2 separate regions of the Homo sapiens genome follow, and region 1 is linked to region 2. The links are chromatin contacts, found by Hi-C in ENCODE. All regions are on one chromosome and are shown on one strand. The core of a region is the stretch at or near the end of the contact, and the rest is flanking DNA. Distances in the headings are between cores, read along the strand shown.

Evidence for each region. Hi-C counts contacts between places; a loop is a spot of excess contacts on that map. Pooled maps may share reads with other maps.
Region 1: a pooled map shows a loop between it and region 2 (5-fold over the local background). The contact joins the promoter of ZFX here to the promoter of CA5BP1-CA5B in region 2. A Hi-C loop is called at or near these places in 4 of 50 pooled maps.

The regions. Positions count from the first base shown.
Region 1 is chrX:24,146,892-24,153,693 of GRCh38, forward strand. ZFX (zinc finger protein X-linked) reads left to right here and starts at 2,838. Exons shown (of 10, transcript NM_003410.4): 1 at 2,838-2,903; 2 at 4,800-4,909; 3 at 5,829-5,939. ZFX-AS1 (ZFX antisense RNA 1) reads right to left here and starts at 2,763. Exons shown (of 3, transcript NR_046657.1): 1 at 2,664-2,763; 2 at 1,862-1,951. RefSeq lists enhancers at 2,175-2,274, 2,481-3,294, 6,680-6,769 and silencers at 2,385-2,744, 2,805-3,214, 3,235-3,284, 3,335-3,844.
Region 2 is chrX:15,672,378-15,678,672 of GRCh38, forward strand. CA5BP1-CA5B (CA5BP1-CA5B readthrough) reads left to right here and starts at 3,081. Exons shown (of 12, transcript NR_160544.1): 1 at 3,081-3,401. It also overlaps a transcript of CLTRN not described here and the pseudogene CA5BP1. RefSeq lists enhancers at 2,010-2,513, 2,746-3,364, 3,037-3,156.

The DNA.
Region 1 (6,802 bases), core at 1,588-4,087, 8.5 Mb after region 2:
TTTCAAGGATCTTAGGTGTCCTCAAGGTCCTATTGTGAGTACTTTCATAAAATGCATTTTGTATTTTGTCACATCAAACAATTTCTGATCTCTGCTGTTTACACTTCCTTTTCATCTTCACTTTATCATGAGTATAATACTAAGTGTACTTCTAGTGAAATGATTTTTACCATTGTTCTTTTACCAGTTAAACAATGTTCTTTACAGACTTCCATAAATGGGCTTAAAGTACAACTTTACCTTTTTTTAACTAAAAAAAATATAGTTGACCTTATCTGTATAGTCATCTATAAAATAACTGGACTTTATAAAGTTTGCTGGACTTTAATAAAGGTTTATCTAATCTAATAGAACTAGGCCATCCTTTCTTTGTTTCCCACCAAAGTTAACAGTCTCTTCCTGTATGAAAAGTAATGACAAAGGGCTCTTTGAAAGTATCAATCCCTAAACTACTTGTGATCTTTTAAACTGAGAAAACTTCTTTTTCTTTCATGCTCCTTGGACACTGTTTTCTTAAGTGCTTTACACTGGTGGATGTATAAGTATTTTTGATGGTAATTATGGAAAAACTAACAAGAATGGTGACATTAGGTTTTTCTGTCTTGAACATGCTGCTTACAGTTGCATGGATGAAGTGAGGCTCTATTCTTCTTCTTTTTTTTTTTTTTTAATAGAGACGAGGTCTCACCATGTTACCCAGGCTAGTCTTGAACTCCTGGGCTCAAGTGATCCTCTCGCCTCGGCCTCCCAAAGTGCTGTGATTACAGGACTGAACCAGGGAACCTGGCCTCCATTCTTGCCATACCGTAGCATCACACTGAGGCCCTTGGAAAGTACTTAAACGCTGATTATCAATGTTTTGAAATATTAATGTGGGCGGCCGGGCACGGTGGCTCACGCCTGTAATCCCAGCACTTTGGGAGGCCGAGGCGGGTGGATTACCTGAGGTCAGGAGTTGGAGACCAGCCTGGCCAACATGGTGAAACCCCATCTCTACTAAAAAAATAGAAAAATTAGCCAGGCGTGGTGGCAAGTGCCTGTAATCCCAGCTACTCGGGAGGCTGAGGCAGGAGAATCGCTTGAACCCCGAAGGCAGAGGTTCAGTGAGCCAAGATCACGCCATTGCACTCCAGTCTGGGAGTGCAAGAAATATTAATGTGGGCACACAAGCTATTTCTCATTTTTTTTTATTGAAACAACATTGCTTAGTTTCATTTACCTTTCTGTGAAATGTCTTTCTGTGAAAGTCTATCACAGCCTGATGTAATTTTTATAAACAATGAATACATGCTGTTACTATTTTTGAAAGGAAATTTAATCGCTTGGAAAAATTCAGACTAAAGCCCCGAGAGGAAAATTATCATCCAGTGCATGCTCAGAGATTTCTTCTTACTCTACTTTTGTTTTTCCTTTTTGAAAGCATTTGTGATTGAGAGATGTCTGAGGGAAGGGACAAATTGCATTCTGGGAGTTTTAAAGAGTTATGTCAGGCAACTAAAATACGTGGCCTCTGTATTTAAAGAGATTTCACACCAGTATACTATTTGCTTTATAATTTTTGTGTTTCTTATTGTTTAAAAATGCCTTTAACATTTAGTGCTGTGTTAAAGGATAGCATGCCAGATTCCAGATTAATGTAAAGACTCCACTATTTAACTTTTCCCTAGTAACTTTAAAACAGAGTTTGGGTTCCAAGTTCAGCATGGAAAGATAGCATAAACATTTAAACTAAGTAAAGTGCGAAATACACATTTTTGAAGTTGGTAAGTGCTGTTTAATCATTTTCCCCTTCTCTCCCAAGTCTTTTGAAACTTCAAAAGGCTTGTTTAAGCAGTGTGTTTAAAAAAAAAAAAATCCATACCCAATTGGGCTCCTCTCTATTAAGGAATGTGGAAAATTCATGATTTATGAAACGATGACACCAGTCTTACATTTCACAGGCTCCCAAGCTCTGAAACACGGGTACATAGGAAAATACACAGAAAATTCCTGTTCTTTGCAACGTGCGAAACGTTTCAAAATGCAACTTTGCTCATCTCCCTCCCCCGTACAAACTAATAAAATCAGTTTGGCTCTGACTGCTTATTTTTAAAAAGTAGACGGCCTGGTAGGTGCTCTAGGGATAACCCTTCTCCCCCCACTCCACCCCCCTTCCCGCACACCCATTTAGACTGGCAAGCCCGTTTTCATTTTATTTCAAAGATTTTTTTTTTTTAAGCGAAGGCAGGGGACGGCGGGGGTTGCTAAATTTATCTTCCTCCCCAGCCACGGGGATGAAGAAAACACATTTACTGCGGGCGGGGGTCTGAGGGCCTGCAAACAACTCGAGCTGGAGCCTCGGCCAGGACCGGCGCGAGAGGCGGTAGGTCTCCAGGGAGGCCCCCGGGGGGCGGCCGCGGCCCACGGGACATGGTGGGGGGCGGCCGGGCCGCCTGCCTCTCCGCGGGGTCGGCCGACCGCGGCCCCGCGCGGGCTTTACGGCCGAGGCGGCGGCGGCAGCGGCGCGTGTGTGGCGGCGGCGGGCGGGAGCGCGGAGGAGGTGGAAAGAAGGGGGGCGCTGTCACGGAGACTCCGGCCGCCGGAGACCCCGCCGCAGCGAGGCCACTGGGCTCCCCGGTCGCGGGGCGGGAGCGGCGCCGACACGGGGTGCCAGGAGGACCCACCGGGCGGAGGAGGGGGCCTGTCTACCCTTCCGCATTTTCCTGGGTCTCTCTCCCGGGCGGTGACGTGACGTGCTGACGGCGGGCCCGTGCCGGGGAGCTGGGCCGCTTTTTGTCAGCTCCGAGCTCGGCCCCTCCTCCCTCCCTCCGCCCGCCCCACCAGCCGGAGCCCGGCCCAGTGCTCCAGAGAAAGGCCGGCCTGCAGCACCCGCCACCGTCGCCGGCCGCCCGCACGTCCGTCCGGTGAGTCCCGGGTGCCGCCGCGGCCGCGGGGCCTAGTGCGCGCACAGCGGCCTGGTCTCGGCCTGGTCGGCGGCCCGCAAGGCGCCCTCCCGCGCTAGGCCGGGCGGCGTGGCGCGCGGCGCCGAGCAGGCCCCGAGGAGGCCGCAGTTAGGCCCGGGGAGGAGCCCGGCTGCCCCGAGCGGCGGCGGAGGCGCGCTCCGTAAGCGGGCGGGGGTTGGGGGAGGGTCGCCCGGTTGTGCCGGAGGCGGTCGAGGGGCCCCGGGTCGGCTCCGCGGCCGACCTGGGGCACCGCGCCGGGGTGAGGCCTGGCGAGGAGGCGAAGGCTGCAGGCGTGAGGTGAAGGCCGCAGGCCGGCCGGGCCGATTTTCGCTATGTAAATATCGGTGAGGGGGGGGGAGGGACGGGGGACAAGATGGCGGCGGCTCGGCGCCTGCTGCAGGGGACGATAGAGGGGGTTGCCGGGAGGGGGAGCCGCCATCTTGGAGGCGGTGTCTGGAGAGAAAATTCCGCTACAGCCCGTGAGGGGGGGTGGGAGAGCGGGCGGCGGCGGCAGCGGCGCCGGTGACGGGCCCCGGAGGCCCGGCGCGGCGGCGTGTGCGCGCGGAGGGGCGTGCTCGCTCCCCGTGGCGGCCATTGCCCTTGCCGCCATGATGAGCGCTCGGGCTCCAGGCGCTCGGCGGCAGCGCCACCTTCCTGCCTTGCCTCCCGCAGCCCCGTGACTGGCTGCAGTTTCCGCTGCGTTTCAGCTGAGCTGCCGCAGGCGGCCACCGCCGCCGCCCGGACGCCGGGACCGTTTCACCCTCAGCGCCCCTGGCCCTGCGCCTTCCCCCGCGCCTGTAGCCACCCGAGGGCAGTCGGGGCAGGTGGCATTCCGGACACCTGGGCTTACCAGGGCATACGGGACCCCAGGAAATGTTATTTTTGCTTAAGTCAAATCATATGTGGCTGCTAAGGTGCTTTCGATGCAGTTGTTTTTCCAACAATCTTTGCCGCCCCGAGTATCTGAATAAAGGAAGAAAAATAAAGATTGATGGGAAAGTTTTTGCCATTCTTTTGTCCTATAGGGAAAAAAATTGCACAACACGAGAGCGGAGGAATAAAATTTTGAATCATTCGTACTCATTTATGTGGAAACAACTTTCTTGAAAAACGATTTAAGTAGTGATCTGTTGGTGGTATTTTTTTAAATCGAGGAATAAGGGCAGACTTTTTTATTTTCTTATTGGAGGACAACTTAGTGTGGTGCATATTTATTGTGCATTTGCCTGTCATGGTATTTCGATTTTTCATTTGTGAAGTTTTAAGGCGGAGTTTCATCCCCTAACGTACTTTTTTGATTGCACACTGTGCAACTTTCTTGATAAACTCGGAGCCTACTGTTAGCGATGCACCGTGCTAGATGCTAAGAAACATTAAAAAGGTTCTTGTAATGCAGACGGTGGCTGCAAGAAGTCTCATGTTTAGAGGTAGGTGGGGCAAGGTGAAATGCAGTAAAGTGAGAGGTACAACTAATTACTGGGATTTCCGAGGGAAGCAAGGTTGCCATTGGAGGATCAGGGAGGGACGGGTTCCTGAAGTATTAATAGGTGGCATTTTGAGAAGGTTACCGAGGGATGGGTAGGACTTTGTTAGGTAGAGGTGGAGGTGGAGAAAGGACGTTTCAAGGGTGAAGCTTCTTCAGTAAACAGTAAGTATTTACAGTTTGGCAAAAGTGGATGGTATAGGTAGGGGAGTGGTGGGAATTCAGGCTAGAAAAGTTAGATTGCAGAAGGGCTTGCTTGCCAGGTGGAGGGGCTTATACTCAATGGGGTAGGCAGCGGGGGTGCCCTCAACTAGAAGAGTGATGGCACACCTGAGCTGCACCTTGTTATTTACTTATTTTTTATTTTGAGACAGGTTCTTGCTATATTGCCCCAGGCTGGTCTCGAACTCCTGGGCTCAAGCCGTTCTCCCGCCTCCCACTGCCCGCCTGTCACTGCCGTCTGTTCCCTGAGCTGTGCTTTACGGTACTTAGTAGTTCCATTGGACTAGGAAAAGTTTCAAAGTTGAAAAATAATGAGAGTAGTAAGTTGATCAGTGTTTTCATTATCAGAACGATTACAAGAATGTTCAGAAGTTAAGCAAATTTTGCTACTTTTGGAACGATGCGTCTCTATTAAGACAGCTGCTCCTTTTTTCTATCCTGATTTCTCATCCGAAATAATCTTTTGCTCAGAGTTGTCAGAATTTCTATGGTACACAAATAGGGAGGGGTTTCTAACATTTCATTTACCATGGTTGAAAAGTACAGGACTAGTGCTGTGGGTTATTTGACGAAAATGAGAAATGAGTATTCCCGTGGTAATTTTTTTTTTTTTTTGAGACTGAATCTCACTCTGTCGCCCAGGCTGGAGTGCAGTGGTGTGATCTTGGCTCATTGCAACCTCTGCCTCCCGGGTTCAAGTAATTCTCCTGCCTCAGCCTCCCGAGTAGCTGGGACTACAGGACCCTGCCACCATGCCTGGTTAATTTTTGTATTTTTAGTAGAGACAGGGTTTCATGTTGGCCAGGCTGGTCTCGAACTCCTGACCTCAAGTGATCTGCCTGCCTTGACCTCCCAAAGTGCTGGGATTACAGGCATGAACCACCGTGCCCTGCCTGTTTCCTAGAATTTTATGATGGAAACCTTTAGGTGGCATAGATACCCATTTTCAGTTTTTCCATTTTTCTAGACTGTAACAGGTCGTGAGCAGCGGTGCTCCATGAAAGGGCTGGAGGGAATGAGAGTCTCATGTTTATTATAAAGGGCTATGGTTTAGAAAAGTTCGAGAAACAGTGCATTGCATGAGGCTGACTAGAAGCAAGTTGAGAAGGCGGGCTGTGGTTGTTGAGGTGTTAAGGGTAAACATAAACTTAGAAGAACCAGGTGCTTTTATATTTTGACAGCTGGGAAAGACATAGAAGAACTATTAAGAAGATAGAATTGTTTTGCTGCGCAGTACAGCAACAGTGGATGTTCAAGATTAAGATTAGAGTCAAGTTGTGTGATTAAGACAGGTAAGTGTGTAGTTTAGTTTCAATTAGAAATGGTTAAATATAAAATTATTTTTGCCTGAAAGGGTAGACCTTGAAACTTTGGAAAACTGACTGGTGGAACACCTTCGAACCCAACCACCCTGGATGAATAAGGTGTTAGTTTTTAATTTCTGTGTATTTTTCAGATAGATGCAGATTTCTTTTTTTAAAAAAACATGCTCACGAATGTGTTACAAATTTTTTTTTCCACATTGCTTTTTGTAAATGCTTACTCTCATTGCAAATGCTTACTCTCACTTAACCCATTTAGACTGATTCTGTCACTGATAATCTTCTTTGTATTATTTGTTCTTGTGTACACTGGCAATTCCAAACTTTTTTTCACTCTTAAAACTACTCAACGGGTCCTTGAAATCTCTCATCTTCAGCAAAGATTACCCAGTCTTTCACTTCACTGAGAAGGGTAGATGGCCATCTGATAAAGAGCCAAGTCTCCCCTCCCTTCCCCTTCATGCCTTTCCTGTCTTCACCTAGGCCTTCCTCCTTTTGCCGCAGGGGAGGTTGCAGGAGGGATTGCTGTCTCACAAGCCCCACTGCTGCTCTGAGCCTGCTCTTCACCCTGGCTGCCTCCTTAGGGACCAAGCTCTGTGCGTGATGCCGTCTCTTGCATCATTAACCTCTCTTTACAAATATTCCTAGGTTTGCTCATCTTACAAAAGCCTCACCTGTCTTCACTTTCTTTGCACCCCACTTATTCTTAAATCCAGTATTACCCAAATTGGGAAACTTGCACAGCATGTTAACAGGTGTGTTATATAAAAGTGCTCTGTGTTTCAGAAACTCTCTGTGCCTTCTCTGTCTTCTATGGTGGGATTCCCCTTAAT
Region 2 (6,295 bases), core at 1,831-4,330:
CTAACAGTATTGCAGCCATGGTCTATGAAATAGTATTTTCCATCCTTAATCATCAATTTGCCCACCAGTTGGAGGTCACCTAGTCACATTTAGCCCTGACAACAGGTACTTCTTTTGCCAACCTCTATAAAGGGTGTGGGGGCGGGGGCGGGATCAGACCACATAACTTTTAGGTTATATGCTCTCATTAATATTAAAGACATATGAATTAATCAATATCTCAGAATTTCTGATCCTACGTTTCGGCCAGTGATGACCCTGAACCCTCTACTGTCTGAAATTCATCAAAAGTCTTATGAGAAATGTTTTTGTGGACTGCCTAAAAGATGTGCACAAGAGATCCCTATTACTACAAATCAGAGATGACAGGTTGTTTGCAGCCATTTGCTCATCCCACACCCATGACAAACATTTTTTATCTATTTCAGAACTTTTTCCTTCTGTGCATGGACTCAGCCACCCCAACTGAGCTATTCAGTCCACTAATATGAATAAATGGGAGTTGACATGTGAGTTGAAACTTATGTGCCATTATGGGGAAAGATTATCTAAATGCTACCCTGAATTAAACCAGACCATTGTGGGGCTGTGTACTCAGTCGAACAGGAAATTTTGGATGGTTCATGAAATTGATTCAGTGCCCTGTGCTTTGTGATTATGCCAACAGTTTCCATTGAGGGAATGTGGGTGTAACAACTTATGACACTTATTTCCCACGTAGCTCACAGCGTCATCATGATGAGGAACTGGGATTTGCCTTGGGGCTAAAAATTATTTTTAAAAAAACAAACAGTGCTTCTCAAAAGCAAACAAAATCCTGATTGATTGGTTTTTATGAACACCGTAAAACTTTAAAATACTTGTTATCTCCTGTTTTCTATGGAAGCTTAGAGTGAGATCTCTTGCCCACCTTCAAAAACTGTTCTGGATCTGAAAGTGTGCATACTTGAGTGTTAATCTTACCATTGGCTACATTATTTATTCTCCCTCCATGAATTTCCCCTCTGGTTCCTTAAACTATAATACTTACTTTATACAGTGTTGCCTATATTTTGGTACGCGGCCTCAAATCATCTGGGAGAAAATAATGCTATAAAAATCAATGCAGTAATTTACACAGGCTGCACTTGATCCCATTTCCGGTGTGTTTAATTTTTCATGCAAAAAATGATTAGCATTGGCAACATTTTATATAAATGAGATAGAGTTCTCAGAGCCAGGGTGAGCTTAATAAAAAATGTTTTGTTGAAAATTGTCTTTTACTCTGTGCTCCTTGTAGCTCAATATTGTGAAAGTTCCCACTGTCTTCAAAGCAGAAATGGATGGAAGGTGGGAAGAGAAAGGAACTTTTACACTTTATATGTGATCATAAAATCTTGATTACTGGCATATGTAGAAGTGTATATAGTAAATCTCACTGCCATGGAGGGAAAAATTGTAATCCTCTATACAAGTGAAAAGGGAATACTTTAAATGAAGATTGAGAATTTATTGTGAAGGGAGCTGTACTAACTGCTATGTAAGTGGCTTCCTATGTTTGCTGCCCCAAAATACTCCTGCTAATTAGAACAACAAACCAGCACTTATCAAGTCCTTTTCCACCTATCAACTCCTTTATTACACCATCTTTAATTTTCTCAATTCTTGTGCCATCTAAACTTGAGTTGGGGAAGCTCAGTCTGTGATCTCTTTGACTCTTGTCTTATTTCTTACTGGAACATAGTACTTGATAAATCTGTCTTGAATGAATGAATGAATGAATGGCTAATGGAAAGTGTCCATCCTCTAAGAATGTCCGTTCAGAAATTTCTGGACAGAAAAGCTGGTAATAACCTCCTCACTTTTTTCCTGTGAACCCAGAATTGCGAATGGAGGGAGTAAAAAAGCGTAATCTTGGAGCAGGGGGCTGCAAACAGAGGTCTGAATGTGGTGGTGTCTAGACAGGACCTAGAGAGCATTAGGGCACCAAGTGCCTAGGAAAAGTCATCAGGAGGACACATCAGGAAGTAGAGGAGTGTGCTTACTCCATGTATCTCCCTAGCATTTAAAGTCCGCTGACTTTAAATGGGCTGGAAGGAACACGGTTCCAGTTTATCTCCATATCGGGTTAAAGGACATGAAACCTAGCTAGAAGGAACATTGCTCCACCACTGGCCCATCAGTTCTGTTTCCTACTCGGTTTTTGCTTAACGAGTTGTGGTGTTTAGAGTTGGGAGATACATGGAGAAAGTCACTTTTTAGGAGAGGATCAGAGATCCGCAGGCTCATTTCACTCTATAAATGCCGCGGACATCTGGTTCCAGGACCTGGACAGTCCTCTCTGGAGACTGGTGGGCCCCTCCAACACCTCCGTGGCTTCCCGGGATCAAGTATCGCACCTAAAAGGAGCGCAGAGAGCGTGCAACTGGCGGGAGAGGCGTGACCAGAGTGGAACCAAAAGTGGGTGGCCTGGGAACCTAACGCGTGACCAGAAGTGAAGGTAGGTAAGTGCGCATGCGCAGGATGCGAGTGGCCAATGAGGACCACAAGGTTGTAGCGTGTGGCCTGAGAGGACGGCCAGGACTGGCCAGAAAAGAGAGGTGTGGAATGCAGTAAGAAAAGTGACGCGGACCAGAGGGGTCTTGCCTGTTCCGAGAGAATGGAAGGGGTTAGCCACGGTGGGAACGGCCACGGCGGGAACGGCCCCGCCAGTGAGGAGCGCAGGCAGCAAGGCTTAGCGGAAGAGGCGTGACCCAGGCGTACCGCAGGGGCGTGGCCCGAACGAGCTGACTTTAGCCCTTACGTGAAAGGCGTGGCGTAGTCGCAAGGGTGTAAAAAAGAAATTCGAATTCGCGGGACGGTCGGCCTCAGGCGGAGTAGGGACGTGAGCCCAAGGGAGGGAGGTGGGGTAGGCAGACTAGTTGTGACTGGATGATCACTGGGCGAAGGGTGGAAAAGTGGCCACAGATGGAAAGGCGGGCTGCGGAGTAGTGACCGGCAAGGGAGGTGGCGCGAAAAGGGAAGTAGGGACATGACGTAGTTGGAACGCAGAGACGTGCCTCGAACGTGGGGGGCGCGGTCCTTACGTGTGGGCGTGCCTTGTTGCTCTGAGGGGCGTAACAAAGATGGTGGAGCAGGCGGAGGGCAGAGGCGTCGGCAAGTTAGCGTGCAGGCGCGTGGCAGCGACAGGAGATGTGTAGCCAGAGCGCAGAGCAGGTGTGGACTCCGGCGCTGGGGAAGCGTGGCCAGGGCGAGATTTCAGCCTGGGTCGGGGACAGAATGGGGACTGATAGGGGCGTAACCTGGAATGACGAAATGACGTTTGCTGCGTAGGGACGTGGCTAAACGTGAGGGGGCGTGGCCAAGATGGCCGCGTGCGGGATCCTCGGGTACCGGGAGCGAACGAGGAGGTTCTGGCTCAGGTAAGTCGTTCGGGTAAGGGCGGGCGGCAGTAAGGAGCGTGGGCAGCAGCAGGGCGTGGTCTGCTTGAGAGGGCAGGAACTGTGCCACTTGCCGCAAACATGACCGCGTGCCGCTATCGGCCCTGGAGCCAGAGAAGCTTTTGGTGCGGCGAGGTTGGCCGGGGCCCTGGCGGGGCTTCTCTGAGGAATGGGAGTGGGAGGCTGGCGGCGGGGAAATAGCCACTTCCCCACTCTAGCCCTCTTTCTCCGCTATGGGGATCACCAGACATCCTTTTAGGATTCTGTCTATTAAAAAGTAGAACAGCTTTCCCAGAGACATTGCGGGATGAGAGGAGTGTCCAGAAACCAAGGAGCAGCAAGCTGGGACTCCCTCGGGTCTGCATTGTTGATATTCCCACCTGACTATGCTAGGGGCTATGGACAGACACAGCCACCCCAGAGTAGATCAAAAGCACAGTTGTGTCCCTTGGACAAATCTGAGTTTTTCTGTTGTGCCTTGCCCCAGAGCCGGAGGAGAGGAACCTCCAAAATGCAGACATTCTTGGTGGCTGGGATTCTGTGTGATATTCAGCGTTAAATGCTGCTGCTCTGAGGCTGCTGGAAACGCGTTAGTATTAATATCTGTGTACTTCTCTCACATTTACTTTTGCTGGAAAAGCTTGGGAAATGACTTAACGAAGATGCGTAAACCTTAATTTGTTTATATGCTCCTTATTAGCCACTGAATACCACATTGCTTTCTGCTTCCCCTTCTTCTTTACTGATAATCTGACCATTTCCACTATGCACTTTGAAAGTCTTGCTGGAGTATGGAGAATAGTCAGAAATCTCTGGTAAGATGCTGCCCCGCGCATCTCTCAGAGGAGTCACTATTCATAGCCTGCATCAGAGTTCACAATGAACCAAAGTTCACCCCACCTCCCCTGTCTTCAGGGACTTAGTGAAAAGCTGCACTGTTCTTGAATATTTTGGAAATGAAAAACTTTCTGGGCTATTTTAAATCAGTACCTGGGCTGGAATTAACCGAAAGGCGAAACAGCAAGGGCACCATTCTCTGTGCCTATACGTAGCTGCCCTGTGCTTGGAACCAAGCAAAAAGGCTGCCACTGCTCACAGTTGCAATGGAATAAAGGTTGAGTGCCTTGTGATTGCATATGAATATTAAGGAAATCTGATGGAAAGAGGGAAATTCATCATGTCACTGGCCACACTGGGGCAGTTAGTTGCAACACACAAATCAGGTATAATATATTTTGAAACCTTTGGCAACCTCAGATTGGGATCACACTCTCAAGGAAGAAGTGAGTGAGAGGAGGAAGCTAAGCTTTCTTAAGACATAGCAGCGTAATCTCTAATTTAAGTTTCAGGAAATTGCAAAAGGCAGGCTTCCTTTTGAAATCAGGAGTTGAGAAAATGAAGAGTCAATCTGATGCCAATCAAGGAATTTTTCAATATAATTGTAACCTTTTGTTAGTACTTTTCCTGTCTCTTTCGCATAAGTTGCTTAATCAGGCAGAGTTCAAGCTATGAGGCATTTAATAAATACATTACTTATGAATGACATTTAAAGACTTTTAGAATCTTTTCTTTTTTCACACATTTCTAAGGCTGCAAAACAACAGAAAAAGAACATGTTAGTAATATCCAAGGCATACATGAATAATCAGTGACAGCAAAGGATGTGTAGCACAGAAGGCTTAGCTCTCCTAGGCGGTATCCAGCCACACACTGGTAATTGTTGAAATGGAGTATTGGATATATAGATGATTTATTCTCACCATTTTTTTGTACAAGTTTGAAGTTTGCCCTAATAAGGGGAAAACAGATTCTAAATTCAGTTGACCCATGGACTATTGCTGTTTAAACCTGCTAAGTGAATTCAGATAGTGAAGTTATTTAAAAACCAGATGCTCTTACCTGGCTGCAGGAACTATCAAGATAAGATATTGAAAGCTTATTGGCAGTCTGTCTTTTAAATCCTGAGCCAGACTTTTTTACATGGCTTCAACAAGGTGATTTTTCATCTCCTTAGACATTTTGACATACACACTCCCACTAAAAACTGTATTTACACAAACACAGATAAAACTAAACAAAAGTGATTTTAACTTTGGTTTGAGAATTGTCAGCACCTTTTAGGCAACGCAGACATACTTTAGGTGTCACTGGCTGTTACGAGTTCAATTGCACCCTCCCATCTCAAACTCATATACGTTTAAGTCTTAAGCCCCAGTACCTCAGAATGTGACCTCATATGGAGATTGGGTCTGTATAAAGGTAATTATGGTCATTAGGGTGACCACTAGTCCAATATAACTGGTGTCCTTAATTAAAAGGGAAATTTGGACACAGACAAGATGAGAATGGCTTACGAAAATTGGATTTAATGCTGACACAAGCCAAGGAATTACCAGAAGCAAGGTTTATTAGGTGTTCTCCAGAGAAACAAAACCAATTGTGTGTGTGTATGTGTATATATGTGTGTGTGTATGTATGTATGTGTGGGTGTGCCTGTGTGTGTGCTTGTGCGTGTGTGTGTGTGTGTGTGTTTAGAGAGAGATTTATTTTTAAAAATTGGCTCGTGAATGTAGGCTCGTGAAATTTGCAGTGCAGGCCAGCAGACTGGAGACCAGGGAAGAATTGATATTACAGCCTGTCTTACTCAGTTTTGTGCTGTAACAGAATACCTGACACTGGATAATTTATAATGAACAGAAATTTATGTGGCTCATGATTCTGGAGGCTGGGAAGTCCAAGGGCATGGTGCCAGCATCTGCTCAGCATCTAGTGAGGGCTCTCTCTTGCATCATCCCATAGCACAAGGCAGAAGGGCAAGAACATGTGCATGTGAGGGGTGGGAGTGGTTGGGGGTGAAGAAGGAGGGAGGGAGGGAA